Linked DNA regions of Homo sapiens: region 1 is linked to region 2. Evidence: chromatin loops called from intact Hi-C (ENCODE). Cell type or tissue: B cell. All regions are shown on one strand.

Region 1 (8,000 bases), 1.1 Mb before region 2:
GTCTTGTAACTCTGCCTCAGAACATGTCTTTTTTTCCTGTGGCATATCTCTTATGATAACGAGAATGTATGTAGGACTCAAAATCAAAGGCATCCAAATGTCTAACCAGGAATTGTTTGAAATTTGACCAGAGTATTTAGGGTTGTTCAGAAAAGAGATGAGCCCTCCATTCTTCACACCTTCCCCCATGTTTGACATTTACACTCTGTTAATAAATCCAGAGAGGACAGTAGGAAAGAATACTCAGGATATTCAGGATGTTTCTTATATTGAGAAATTTGTAATGCAAAGGACCATTGGAGCGTGCAAGGGTGCAACGCTGCTGACATGTCAGACCACGGAGTTTGCTGGGTTGTTTCCTATTCTTTCTTTTCACAGATCTGTCTCCACCATGAAACATTATTATCATTACCAGCATGCCATGACTTTGAACCTAAGGCCTTAAATTTGCTCTCCATGTGCTATGCATTAATAAAATTGATATACTGTCTATGTACTGAGTACAGTGAGGGTTAATTAAAATACGTAAAGTACTTCGAGGCCTTTTCCTTAAAGATGTGAGCTGAGTGCATTATTATTACTATAAATACAAATTGAAAAATACAATCACATTCTCCCTGTAGACATCTGTACTGGAGATTTTTGCTTCCAATTCTACAGTGCTCATGATAAGGTGATAACATAAGCAATCTAGCAGCAAAATTTATTTTTATCTGCATTCTGGAACAAAGATTTAACCTCTTGAGGAACAACCCAAAGTTAAAACGTATATAAATTTTTTCCACATGTCACTCCGTGGAGTTTAATTCAGATAGCAGATTTTTTTTCATCCCTTCAATTTCACAAAGGCAGGGATAAATCAAGATAGATACAAGGTCTCTTTTGTACCAAATATATTTTATTATCTAATCTTAAACCCTGGAAGATGATTTGTACCAATGCCCAACAAGTTAGTCCAACTCCAAAAGACTCTGTGCATGCTGAGACGAATTGGAAATGCAATGTCATAGGAGAAAATAATAATAAAAAAATTGAAATCCAGAAACTAATCAAAATTAAATACCTTTAAAGGTAATAAGACCCAGTTTTTATGATTTGGTTAAAAATTAGGTAACATTATCAGAGTGATTTGGAGCAAATTGCTTAGTCTCTGTAAGTCTCATTTTCCACATCCTACCTTATTCATGTGAAAATGGATCAAGGAAATGCTTGCCATGGAGCCCAAGGGCAGATGATCAATAATTGGTAGCTATTACTGGGGAAGCAGTTTATGATGGTGGTTATTATGTTAGGTCCTGAAGTCAGACTGCCCATATTTGAATATAGGCTGTGACATTTACAAATTGTGTGATCCTAGGGTGGTTACTTAATACTCTTTGCCTCCTTTTTCTATTCTCTAAACTGAAATAATAATATTGCCTATTTCATATGATGAGGAAATTTTATGAGGTAGCATGTTGACAGAGCTGGAGCAATGCCTGAGTCACAATAAGCATTCACATAATGTCAGATGTCACTATTATTATCATTGCCATCATCACATCACAAATGCAAGTTTTTAGGATATAAAAGCTATGATATTCCATACAATGGAATACTATTCATCAATAAAAATTAACGAACTAGTATACAACAGTGTGGAAAGCAAAACTATAGGAACAAAAAATAGATCAGTAGTTGTCAGGGGCTGGGGATGGAGAGAGAGATTGACTATAAAGGGGTAGCACAAATTTTAGGGGTGACAGAATTGCTCTGTGTTTTGATTGTGGTGGTGGTTACAAGACTGAAAGCCTTTGTCAAAATTCACAGTAATCTACCCCAAACAGAGTGAATTTTATCTTATGTAAGTAAATTTAGAAAGGCAACTAAAAAAAAGTGAAATATGCAATTTCTATTGCCCAAGAACTTCATTCAACTCAAAAAGAGTCTTTACTAGACAAGTCTTTAGATTTAAATTTCTAAAAATTAGCATATAATAACATGTAAGGTTGGTGCTGGAGAAGAAAACTCTCTACTAAATATAGCTTCAGCACTTTCCTAAATCATTTGTAATTGAGTTGTTGACTATTTAGCCTTTAAATACCAGACCATAGCTCCTTAATGGAGCCCTTTGTTCTCCCCAGCGTCTTACAGTGGGACTGAAGTATTCAATTTTTAGAGGCGGTGGATCTATTTATTACTTGGGTTGTGGTGATGGTAACAGGAGTAAAATTTACATATGTCTAAACTCACCAAATGGGATACATTAATTATGTGCAGTGTTTTGTATGCTAATTATATCTTAATAAAGCTTGGGGAGGGGGAAATCTTTTAGGTTAGAAGGCCTCTCAGATTATGGCATTTCATGTACTTACTGAATTAGCCATTTTTAATATAGGAGTTCCTAAATTACTAACATTTCCAAAAGTGATATTTGATGGCAAAAGTAATATCCTTGTGAAGTATTAAGTGATTTTTATGAAAAAGTCAAATGAGCTGACAGAGCATAATAATTACATTGTCAAAGAATACAAGATTCCGCTTTCTCAAAGCCATCTATATTGCCTGGTTTTGGATGCACAGGCTGTCATCAAGATGGTAAGATTTATTTCTCCTCTAATTGCACCATGGCAGCCGGTATTACACGCAAGATATCTAGGGTGCCCATTGTTCAGAAGTGTGCAAAATCCATGGCATTGCTTATGTACGTGGTTATGTACACAATTAAGAGAATGGCTTGCATGCTGATGGAACTGAAAAATAGAGCTTGTATGAAGTCCTGGGGTGGTGCTGTTCAAATGTTTTAAAATATTTTTAAAAACTGTGATTTATTCATCAGCAGGAAGATTAAAAGCATTTTCCTTCCACAATAGTATGTTCCAGACTCTAAGCTCAGAGGAACTGCTCACCAGAGATGTTTGTCCTTTTTTGTGGAATTTCTGTGGTTTACTTTCTTATGCATTAAGTATGGAGTATGCATTATTAACCCATTATGGGTATATCAAAGTCTGTTTGTGGCCTATTCATATAACCTTGGAAATTTCACACATAAATCATTAGAGAAACGCAATGATCTAATGCTTAGGACCAGGGAGCACAGTCAATAGTTGGCATTGTTCTTTCGAGCTGCTATGTGTGTCATTGGAGGACAACCTGGCTGATCTGCATTTACTCTAACACCTCAAATGCTCATTTCTTTTCAATATCATGTATTTAATGGAATTTACGGGACACCTATGGGGACTACCTTGCTTTTGGCTAAAAACTTGACGCCAACACACAGCAACATATATGTCTCACTCAGTTCTGATGATGCTTTAGAATAGTGCTGGTGAACTAATATTTGTGCTTATGGAAAATTAGAGGACAAAACAAAACCCTAAACTGTGAAGTGACATGCTGAATTGAAATTAATTAGATGCGTCAGTGGGTGGCACCGTAGAGCTTAGTTATTCAGAGTGCAGTTTTCAGCATCGGCTTTCCTAAGTCTGAATCTGAGCTTTGCTGATAACTAGTTGCATGTCTGTGAGTCAGTTAGTTAAGCTACTGTTTCTTCATCTGTAAAATTAGGATTATATTACCTGCTTCATCAGCTACTGTATAAATTAAATGCAATTATCTGAGTAAAGTGTCTGGCATTGCTCTAATTAAGGCTGTGAATGGCACCCTAACTGAAGAATCCTATCACTTACGAAGGCTTCATCACTTTAACACTCATTTGCACCTTGCAGTGTTGAATACTTTTTCTTTCCTCAATCATACTTCGGTAGGCTCTCCCAAATTTTTCACCTATCTCCCATTCATCGTCCTCATCTTGACTTCTAAATGTGTTTCTTTCTCATGCTCTTCTTCTTTTCCATCTTAAATGCTGTTGCTCTCCGGAGCTCACTCTGGATTCTCTTCTCTTCTACCTACTCTCCTTGAGGGGGTCTCATTTACAGTGACACTTCGTGTAATATTAACTCATATACTACTCAGTCAGAGGTCTATATCTATAGCCCACAGCTCTCTCCCTAGAGACCAGTGTCCTCAACTATCTACTGGGCACCTTCACCTAGGGTCTTGAAGTTATCTCCACCACAATGAGTTTGACTAACCCATCCCAAAAACACAACAGATTGCACTGTCTTCTATCTTACTTTCTTTACTGTCTGCCATTTTCACCCAGCCAGTGATGGAAGCCATTAACTTGAGAATCATACTCAATTTCTCTGCTCATCGCCCTCCACATCTAGTCAGTTATAGAGCAGAGCTGATACAACCTCCAGATAGATCTCAATCCCGCCCTCTCCTTCTGAAAATCCTCTCCCAGCTGCCTCCACATCACATCCTCCTAATATCAGTGACCCCTGCAGCCACTTCTCAGTCTCCACTCAAGTAATTTTGTGGAATCTCTCATTATTTTTATGTTGCAAGAAACTTCTAATGGAGTCTCTGTTTCCTAATATTGCCCTTCTCTCTCGGTTTCCTTCTGCAGGAGAACCACTGATTCAAAGATCTTTCTGAAGTTCCTACTTAAAATACTTCAAAGACTTCCAGTAGTCTTTAGGATGAAGAGGAAAAAAATTCCCTTATATTGTGGGCCCTGCAATCCCATAAACTTCCTGACTGAACAGCTAATGTTTTCCTTCTATTTGTAGTTACAGTGCATAATATAGACTGTAATTTGGTTTGGCTCTGTGTCCCCACACAAATCTCATCTCAAGTTGCAATCCCCCGGTGTCAAGGGAAGGGTCTGGTGGGAGATAAATGGATCATAAGGACGGTTCCCCCATGCTGTTCTCATGATAGTGAGTGGGTTCTCACAAGAGCTGATGGTTTTAAAAGTGTGTGGCAGTCTCCGCTTTGCTCTCTCTCTCTCCTGCCACCTTGTGAAGAAGGTACTTGCTTCTCCTTTGCCCTCTGCCATGATTGTAAGTTCCCTGAGGCTTCCCCAGCCATATGGAACTGGGAGTCAATTAAACCTCTTTCCTTTATAAATTACTAAGTCTCAGGTAGCATCTTTATAGCAGTGTGAAAATGGACTAACACAGACTGGGTCCAAAATAAACATTTTGATGATTCCTAGAGAATGAATGTCAACCTCTTCAATTAATTCCCTGCCTCTCAAAATTCCACAATAAGAGTCCTTTACTCCAGTTGTAGAAAACTGCTTGCAAGTCTCTTACACTCCTTGCTACTTTTTCATTCCATGTCTTTGCATGTTCTATATCCTCATTTATTCAACTTTGTACTATATCTTGGGGACTTAAGGAGTGAAAAAGATAAACACGGTTTTTGTCCTTGGAAACATAATAGTTTAGTAGGAAAAAAATTAAACAGGTATTTAAAATATAAGTGGAAATAGTATTGTAAGTTTCCTGTAGATCTGGTTAAAAAAGGAGAAAAATGATCATAAAGAAATAAGTAACTCTCATGTTTATTCCAAGAACTATGATAAACCCAACAAAAATGATAAAGATTTTTAGCAACTGACTTAGATGTCTGTGAAATATTATTGGGTAAAAAAACTAGCTTACTAAACACATGCTTTTCTATCCTTTATCCACCTTATTTACCACTACTTTTTTTTTTTTTTTTTTTTAGATGGAGTCTCACTCTGTCACTAAGCTAGAGTGCAGTGGCGTGATCTCAGCTCACTGCAACCTTGGCCTCCTGGGTTCAAGTGATTCTCCTGCCTCAGCCTCCCGATTAGCTGGGACTACAGGCACACACCACCACGCCTGACTAGTTTTTGTATTTTTAGTAGGGATGGGGTTTCACCATGTTGGCCAGGATGGTCTCGGTCTCTTGACCTCGTGATCTGCCTGTCTTAGCCTCCCAAAGTGCTGGGATTACAGGTGTGAGCCAATGCACCCAGCCCTTATTTTTTTTTTTTTAATTTTTAGCTCAAGTACTACCATCTCTTGAAAATACTGCCTGACTACCTCAGTCATCCTCTGCATTTTCTTGCCACAGTAGCATGGGAAATTTGTCAGACCTTTTAAAATAAACTTTTTATTTTTGAATAATTTTAAATTTACAGAAGTGTTATAAAAATAGTGCAGAGATATCCTATGGACTCCTTCATCAATTATCATCTTAATTACCATGGTATGTTTGTCAAAATAATGTTCCACACTGAGTGATAAACACTGTTGTAAAACAACAAACAAAAAAACATAGCTCTATGAATTATTTGTGTAGCACAGACCTCCCCACCTCACCCCCAGTGCATGGCCTGCCACGGGTTGGTTCCCTCTAGAGACTGTTAAATGGTCTTCCACCATTTGGATAGGTTAATATGGAACTCTTTCTTTTTCCTTTAGCCTCAATTACATGTTTCTATGACAGGATTTTGTGAGCAAGTACAGCTGCTAGTTTCTAGGTTTTTGCCTTTTTCTACCACAACCTGTATATACAGGAAAAGGACAAGGTCTTCTCAGTAGGTGGACCATATCTTAAGAGAGAATCACGAGAGCATCTCAATCATTCTTGCCCCAGTCAAGGGCCTGGGCATTTTTATCTTTTGTCCAGCTGTCTAAGTACAGTATTGATTACCAGCCCTTTTCAGACATCTCTTAAAAGTAACAAAAACAAGTAAATGAAAGTCATTTGAGGATATTTGAAGGGTCAGTGGATACCCAAGACCTTGTGATTTTAAGCAATGCTTTCAAGCAGTTCCTACAGTATCTATATTTAACTAGTCCTTTATTTTGTCTGTACATAAATGTTTGAAGAAAGTTGTTAATTCTTATTTTGACGTTAATATGCATTGCTATTCTTAGCATAGACTCAATTCGGCTCCCGAGTCAATATCTTCCTATGGCCCCTATATATCATCTATGTAAACTTTACCAATATTGACCAAACACCTGCTGTGTGAGCAGTCCTGAACTAGGCACTGGGGAGAATAATCTTAAGCAGAAAATACCCTGCCCTTGAACACAGAGGTAGGTGCTCAAAATCACTAGACTTTTGTTAGATTTGTTGTCTTAATATGTTCAAATGACACTAGTAAATTGGCTTTACCTATTCATAGTATGTTGTTGCAAGAATTAAATGATCTAACAAATAATATTCATAGTCACATGAATACTGAAAACAGATAACATTTATATAGCACTTAATATGTGCCAGGCATTCTTTCAAGTGTGTTCTATTAATTGGTTTACTAAGAAAAAAATCTGTGAACTACAAAATATTCTAAAAATCAATGTGTGACTGCTATTCTTGAGTATGAGGCTACATCAAGCAGAAGTTAACTCTTCAACGTGGAATGAGCTTCTGAAATAAATTTTGTGGTGTAGCATTTACATGCTGGCAGAGGGTCAAAGAAAATGAAGGCCAAAGAGGCCTGGAGAGACTACCCAGGGTTCAGAGCTATATTTGGGATAAAGAGCTTGGAGGGCCTGGGTCTGCATCCCAACCAAAGTCATTCATGGCATCATCATTATCCCCTAGTCATTGTCATTATTAACATCATCATTGCTACCAGTTCTTATTATTTCATGATCACTTACTTCATGCGAGGCACTTTGCATGCGCTATTTATTTAATCTTCACACAAGGAAATCCTGGGAAGTAGGTATCATCATCCTCAATTTATAGACAAGGAAAGTTAGGCTCAGTAAGAATATATTACTTATAAATATTATAAAACTAGTAAGTTTTATAACTGGTAAAACAAGAATTTGAATCTATACATGGCTGAATTGAGTCAAAGTTCTTTCTTGTACCTTTCATGTCCTTTCTGTAGAAGGGAATCATGATAATTCCCACCACCCAATTGTAGCTCCGAAAGCAAGGTCATCATTCATTCTACCTTTCCTCAAGGAAGCTAAAGGATGCCAGGAATAACAAGGCCTAATGGACAGGAGGTGGTCTGTTTTTCTAAAAAAGAATGAGATTTGTCTTAATGAAGGGTAATTAACTTCAGGAGAGATTACATAGCTTCTGCTTTTACATCATCATTATCACAAGCTTGTAAGTTTTAAATATTTCCATTTCCTTTCTGTCATTGGCTGTTCTCAAACAGTAAA
Region 2 (8,000 bases):
TTAATCTGTAAATTCAGTACATATCAGTAGTTTGTGTGTGTGTGTGCATGCATTAGTCACTGTAGAAATTAACAAGTTAATTCTAAAATTCAAATATAAATTTAATAATCCAAGATTACCAAAGGCAAGGTTGAAGCAGCAAAAGAAGAAAGCTGAAGAATGTACAGGATCAAATAGCAATAGTACTTCAAATCTGTGGTAAATATGTCATAATGTTGGCCCAAGGATAGGTAACAACCAATGACACAGAATCTAGAAAGCAGCTACACCTGTAACTCCACTGAGAGTCATGGAGAAGATGAACTGTAGTATAATGAGGAAAAGATCTCCATTAGGTATATATTTGATATAAAATATATCTAGATCCCTATTTCACTTCATACACAAAATCAGTTTCAAAGACGGTCAAATTTAAAAATGAATGGAAAGGCAGTAAAAACATTTATAGAAAAATAATGGAGGATATCATTTTGATATACATAAAGATACTTAACAGTACATAAAATCTGTAACAAGAAAAACTGAAGAATAAAAATTTACTAAAATGAAAAGAATATATTGTCCTCACAAGACACTAATAAGAGTGAAAAGGGAAACTATAGGCTAGCAGAACATAGTGACAAAAATATTAAGTTGGTGCAAAAGTAATTACATTTTTGTATGACTTTCAATGGCAAAAACTGCAATGACAAAGGCACTGTATTCGGAAAACATTAAGAACATCTACAAGTCAATAAGAAAAGGTCACAGAACCCAAGTGAAAAATGGACAAGTCTTGGCTCTTCACAAGAAACAGATAACAAAATGTGGCCAGGGCCAGTGGCTCATGCCTGTAACCCCAGCACTTTGGGACGCTGAGGTGAAAGGATTGCTGGAGTCCAGGAGTTCAAGAGAAGCCTGGGCAACATAGCGAGACCCCGTCTTTACAAAAAAAAAATAAACAAATTAGCCAAGTTTGGTGGTGCATGCCTGTAGCTCCAGCTACTCAGGAGGCTGAGGTGGGAGGATCATTTGAGCCCTGGAGGTCAAGGCTACAGTGAGCTATGATCACACCACTGCTCTCCAACCTGGGTGACAGAGCAAGACCCTGTCTCAAGAAAAGAAGAAAAAAAGAAAGAGAATCCCAAGATAGTTAATAAATATGTGAAAAGATGTTAAGTTCTTTAGATATAATGGAAACACATATTAAACCTGGTTTACTTGAAAAGATAAACACCAGCTACTGATTATAAAATACCAGCTGAGAGTGTGAATAAACCAAAGGCTTTATACACACCGTAGCTGAGTTAAACTGGCACTGCCACATTGGAACATTATTCAGGATGATTTAACAGAGCTGAGCAATGGACTATCCTAAGACTCAGAAAGTCCACCCTTCGACATATGCACATCTGAAATGTTAACTAAAATGCAATATTTTTATAGCCCCTTCCCTCCAAAAAACAAAAACAAATAGAAACTACCCATATGTCCATCGGCATTACAATGAATATATTAATACATACCCAGGATATTCCTACAATGCCATTACTTTATAGCAAAGGAATTATTGAATGGATATACTTAACGTAATGTTTAAGAAAGAAACCAGGCACAATAAATACTGTTATTTCTACTTGTATAAAAGTACAAAAACAGGTGAAACTATTTTTTTTCTATTAAAGAAGTAGAACAATGGTAAATCTCACGGGCATGGTAGAGACTGGGAATTGGTAATATTCTGGAAGCTGACTGTATAGGTGTGCTGTGTTTGTAAATATTTATCAAGCTGTAAACTTAAGATGTATGTGTTCTTCTCTGATTATAGTATACATTGACAAAAGTTAAAAGAAAAGGCACCAGGAAGTATTTGACACAGTGGTTTATGTCATGGACTCTGAAGACAGATTGCCTGGGTTTCACTGCTGACTTCACTGCTACTGCTTACCAGTTGTGTAACCTTGGGAAAGTTTCTTAGTGACTTAGTTTCATCACCTATAAAGTGGGAATCAAAAGAGTTGCCTGAGCACATGAATCTTCCCTTAAGTTGTAGAGCTCTTAAGGAATTTGATTTTCACAGAAATAGACATAAAAGGGGCCAAAAAACATCATCAGCCTCTTTACAGAAATCAAGCCCAGATAGCTCTCACTTGTATGAAGCAGAGGAAAGAGAAAACACAAAGAAATTAAGGCTAATGGGGAATCATGTAGATCAGGAAAAAGAACATTATTGGAAAGGTTACTAAAATAATATGATCTAATACGAATTTTAGGAATTATGAGTACACATGGCTTAAAAAAATTGAAATCCAAAAGAAGAAAAGGTATAACAAGATAAAAGGAAAGATGTGTGTGTGGGTAAAGTACACAAGTAACAAAAGACTAGTAGGAAATGGATAAATTAGCATTGGAGGCACTGAAGAGCAGCATTGATGCTGCAGAAGATTAGGAACAAATGATACAATTTCAGTTTCCTCAATATAGGAAGATTAAAAAACTGATTAGAATAATGAATACAAAGATGGAAAGTGTATGGCAGAGACAACACACATGCTGTCCTGGAACAACAACAACAACAAAAACTAAATGAATCAAAAGCAACAACCAAAAGTGTAAACTAAAATAAAGTAAAACAACACTTTCTTGAGTTAAAAAATATAACAAAATAAATGGGCATCATTACAACCAATTCAATAAAAATTATAAAATAAATCTAAAGAACAGAAAATGTTGCAAATATCTCAGAAGATATGTCTTACTCAGCACAGTGTCAAGTACATTAGAAAGTGTTTAATAACTTTCTGTTGAATGAATATTATTTATTCATTATTAACTGCATGTGATACAAAGATGAGTAAAAATCTTCTCTAAACATGTCTGAAATCTGCTAAGTCAGGAGTACCATTCACTTTACCATAGAAGTACAAATAGCACAGTCCAAAAGTCAAAATTGGATCTGATTCTTTTTTCTTTTCATTTTTTAAAAATTGTGGCAAAACACATATAAACTACAATTTTCTATCTTAACCATCTTTTAGTGTACAGTTTAGTCATACTAAGTCCCTTCATATTGTTGTGCAAATATCACCACAATTCATCTCCAGAGCTCTTTTCAACTGGAAAACTGAAATTCTATATTCATTGAACAATAACTCCCGATTTCCCCATTCCCATAGCCCTGGAAAGCTACCATTCTACTTTCTGTCTCTGTAGGGTCCAGTCCTACAGGACCTGTGGGTTTTTCTCTTCGTGTATGGAGACGAGAGATCATAGAAATAAAGACACAAGACAAAGAGATAGAAGAAAAGACAGCTGGGCCCGGGGGACCACTACCACCAAGGCACGGAGGCCGGTAGTGGCCCCGAATGCCTGGCCGCGCTGTTATTTATTGTATACAAGGCAAGAGGGTAAGGAATGTGAGTTATCTCCAATGATGGGTAAGGTCATGCGAGTCACGTGTCTACCAGACAGGGGTCCCTTCCCTATTTGGTAGCCAAGGTGGAGAGAGGGGACAGCTTACATCATTATTTCTTTTATGTATTTCTCGGAAAGATCAAATACTTTAATACTTTCACTAATTCTGCTACTACTATCTAGAAGGCAGAGCCAGGTGTACAGGGCAGAACATGAAAGTGGACCAGGAGCGTGACCGCTGAAGCACAGCATCACAGAGACACGTTTAGGCCTCCGGATGGCTGTGGGTGGGCCTGACCGATGTCAGGCCTTCCACAAGAAGTGATGGAGCAGATTCTTCTGTAACTCCCCCGGGGAAAGGGAGACTCCCTTTCCCAGTCTGCTAAGTAACGGGTGCCTTCCCAGGCACTGGTGCTATCCCTAGACCAAGGTCCGCTAAGTAGCAGGTGCCTTCTCGGGCACTGGTGTTACCGCTAGACCAGGGAGCCCTCTAGTGGCCCTGCCCGGGCATAACAGAGGGCTCACACTCATCTTCTGGTCACTTCTCACCGTGTCCCTTCACCTCCTATCTCTGCATGGCCTGGTTTTTCCTAGGTTATAATTGTAGAAGAAATATTACTATAATATTGGAGTAAAGAGTAATGCTACAAACTAATTATTAATAATATTCATAATCATATCTATAATCTATTTCTAGTATAACTATTCTGATTCTATATATTTTATTATACTGGAACAGCTTGTGCCTTCGGTCTCTTGCCTCGGCACCTGGGTGGCTTGCTACCCACAGTCTCTATGAATTTGATTACTCTAAATACCTCACACAAGTGGAATCATACAGCATTTGTCCTTTAGTGCCAGCTCATTTCACATAGAATAATGTCCTTAAGGTTCATCCATCTTGTAAACATGCCAGAATTTCCTTCCTTTAAAGCTAAATAATATTCCATTGGATGTACCATATTTTACTTATTCATCCATCTGTCAATGGACACTTGGTTTGATTCTACGTATTAGCTAATGTTACTGTGAATATAATTCTACAAATATCTCTTCAAAATATCTCTTCAAATTCTTTTGAGTATATACCTTCAACTGGAACTCCTGGATTTTATGTTAATTCTATTTTTAATTTTTTGAGGAACTATCATACTGCCTTCCACGGTGGTTGTACCATTTTATATTCCTACCAACGATGCACAAGTATTGTAATTTGTTCACCTCCTCACCAACACTTTTTATCTGTTTTTGTTTCGGATAGCAGCCGTTCTAATGGGTGCGAGAGGGTATCCCATTGTAGTTTTGATTTCTACTTCCCTAATGATTAGGGATGTTCCCTAATCATGTGCCTAATGTCCCTAATACTTGATCCTTTGTATATCTTCTTTGGAGAAATGTCTACTCAAGTATCTTCCTCATTTATAAATTTTATTTTGTTTTTGTTCTTGGGTTTTAGGAATTCTCAACATAAAGATGTGCCCTGTGCTTCACTTTCTTCTAAGACTTTTATCACTTCTGATCTTATATTTAGGTCTTACATTAATTTTGAGTTAATTTTTATATATGGTGTTAATTACGGGTCCAATTTTATTCTTTTTCACTTGGATGTTTTTTTTTTTTTTTGATGTTTGCTTTTTTAAAAATTTAATTGTGCTGCTGGTTTTCTCTGTGCTGATGATGAACTTGAGGTATAAATTTGAGGCTGTTTAGGTCTTTGCTGAGCCTGCACCTTTCCTTGAGCAATTGTGGTGGCTTTCTAATTTCTGCACATATGTGGTTGCTTTTTAATATCTTAATCTTTAACAATGTCTGACTCTCATAAAGGAAAAAAGAGAACATGAAGTGAAAATGAAAATCACTGGCCCTGTAAACCTCCAGGAAGTCACTTCAGCCAGAGGGGAGGGGCTTGCAACAATCAACAAATGGGGGCAGGTGCAACAGACAATGGATGCCCTCCTCTATGACTGTGAGGAGTAGGGAGTGGGAGGCTGGGGAGGCGGTGGCTACAGATAGACAGGTAGTTGCTACTGCACTGAGAGCTGCAATTGAACAAAATTAATCACAATATACAACTAAAATCTTCTGGAAGTTGAAAGCCTTTAATAGTTCTAAATATTTACATCAAACAGATTCTTCCACTGTAATTTTTATGTAGGTGAGTAGATGGATTCCTGGTGCTTCCTACTCTACCATCTTCTCATAATCCTTTCTCTGGATATCATTCTTTATGATGACACTTATTTAGTGATTTAGCTTTTCAAGTCACCAAAGTCCTGTATCTCTCATGTAGTTTTCATAGGTAAGAAAGAGAAACTAACAACAATATTAACGAAAACACTAAAAAGAATAATAATAGAAAACTCTTCACCAAGAGCTTATTGTGTTCTAGGCATTGTGATACACACTTTACATAATAGAGATGCTCTTTGACTTATGATGGACTTATGTCCTGATAAATCCACTGTAAAGTTGAAAAATTGTAAGTCAAAACATGGTATGTCAGAGACCAACTGTACTGAAAACAACCTATAAGATGAATAGCACCAGGAGACTCATTTTACACATGAAAAAGTGAGAAGTAGAGAAAATAAAGGAATATCACAAGGACATAGAGCTAGCAAATGGTGGACCACTCCATGGAACATGGACATCTATCTACCTAGAAAGCTTATGAAATATGCATTAGGTTCCTCTTGGTGCAGTACTGGGAAGAGTGTTGGTTCTCAGTTACTGGCAGATGGTGGCAGTACTAGTAACACTGGTTCTAGCAGTACCTGCAACTAATGGATATGTCACCTAAGTGTTGCAGTGGCCCAGCCTCATCAGCTAGCAGCATTTATGACCCTATTACCTTATGGAATAGAAAAATTCACAATTACCATATAGGAAAACAAATTCACTTTATTCTTTTCTTTTTGCTTATTTGAAGCAAAAGGGTCCTCTTCCTTGATTTTTTTTTTTTTTTTTTTTTTTTTTTTTTTGAGACAAGGCCTTGCACTGTCTCCCAGGCTGAAGGGCAGTGATGCAATCACAGCTGCAGCCCCTACTTCCTGGGCTCAAGCAATCCTTCCACCTCAGTCTCCCTAGGACCAGAGGAGCAAGGAGCATGCTCAGCGTGCTTTTTTTTTTTTTTTTTTTTTTTTATGTAGAGCCAAGGTCTTGAAGATCTTGCCATATTGCCCAGGCTGGTCTCATACTCCTAGGCTCAAGTGATCCTCTTACCTTGGCCCCCCAAATTGTTGAGATTACAGGTATGAGCCAGAGAGTCTGGCCTCTTCTGTGATGCTTTTTACTTACTTTCCAGCAGCGAATAATCCTCTTTGAAGATCTTACTTTTCACTTTATTCTTTTCATATATGTTGAACATTTTTCATTTACTCATGGGGAAAACACCGAGTATATGCTATTAGACACACTATTCCTCAAATGTTTCTACTCTTAATAATTTCTGTACATATATTTATATATTTACATTTTCTTAGGAAAAATCCCCTTGGATATAAGCCCCTTATGCTTGAATCTTAGTAAAAACAGTATTAAGAAGAAAGAGATTAGTGTCCTATGGAATTTGGAGCAATAATCTCAAAGTCTTACAGATCTCAGACACCCAACTGACACTTAAGTTGATTAGTTATAGAAAAGCTTTTAGAAAATACATTTTAAGGCCTTTCTCTCTAACGATGGTCAGACTGGACAATGTTGAGCCTGAAATATCCCTCCTTCCAAGGGGGAACTTGAGAGGAAGAATTACAGTTTTTCACAACCGTAAAAGAAGGCTGAATCTGTTTTAATTCACATAACTGGTTACACATGAAGAGGAAATTACTCTCTGAAATCCCAGTATAAAAAATATATGGAAATTGGCTGGGCATGGTGGCTCAGGCCTGTAATCCCAGCACTTTGGGAGGCCAAGGTGGGCAGATCACCTGAAGTCTGGAGTTACAGACCAGTCTGGCCAACATGGTGAAACCCCGTCTCTACTGAAAATACAAAAACTAGCGGGGCGTGGTGGCGTGCGCCTGTAATCCCAGCTACTTGGGAAGCTGAGGCAGGAGAATCGCTTGAACTCAAGAGGCAGAGATGGCAGTGAGCTGAGATCATGCCACAGCACTCCAGCCTGGGCAACACAGTGAGACTCCATCTAAAAAAATAATACATATATTATTATTTTTATATAAATAACATAATTATATATATTATATATAATATATAATATATTTTACATATATAATATTATATATTATATATATAATATATATTATATTGTATAATATATAATTATATAATATATATAATTATATATAATATAATATATATAATAATATATATAATTATATATAATAATATATAATTATATATATTATTATATAATTATATATATATACACACATATATATTTAAATATGTTTCTAAAAATTTTATACGGCTTAAAATTATACTGACAAAACCAACTGCAGCCACTGTTAAACTAATGACATTATCTCATAGATAATTTACTCTAAATAGCTCAGTAATGTGAATGGATAAATCATATATCATTATAGATCGTGATTTCTTTCAATGAATTATACCTTCTGGAATCTTATTGCTTTGCAGATCCAGTAAAA

The links. Peaks named below come from ENCODE experiments on the same cell type or tissue, not always from the same donor. Only the 100,000 strongest peaks of a DNase experiment are listed, where the experiment ranks them.
Region 1: a loop joins it to region 2, with 12 times the contacts of the local background. A loop is called at or near these places in 5 of 110 quality-filtered maps.

The regions. Positions count from the first base shown.
Region 1 is chr10:107,406,314-107,414,313 of GRCh38, forward strand. No RefSeq gene overlaps it. Among named protein-coding and RNA genes, the nearest start is that of SORCS1, 250 kb to the left of the region's middle. In B cell, no CTCF peak of the experiment used is centred here; a DNase peak (open chromatin) is centred at 3,438.
Region 2 is chr10:108,540,824-108,548,823 of GRCh38, forward strand. No RefSeq gene overlaps it. Among named protein-coding and RNA genes, the nearest start is that of LINC02661, 160 kb to the right of the region's middle. In B cell, CTCF peaks have their summits at 3,885 (motif pointing left) and 4,087; a DNase peak (open chromatin) is centred at 3,858.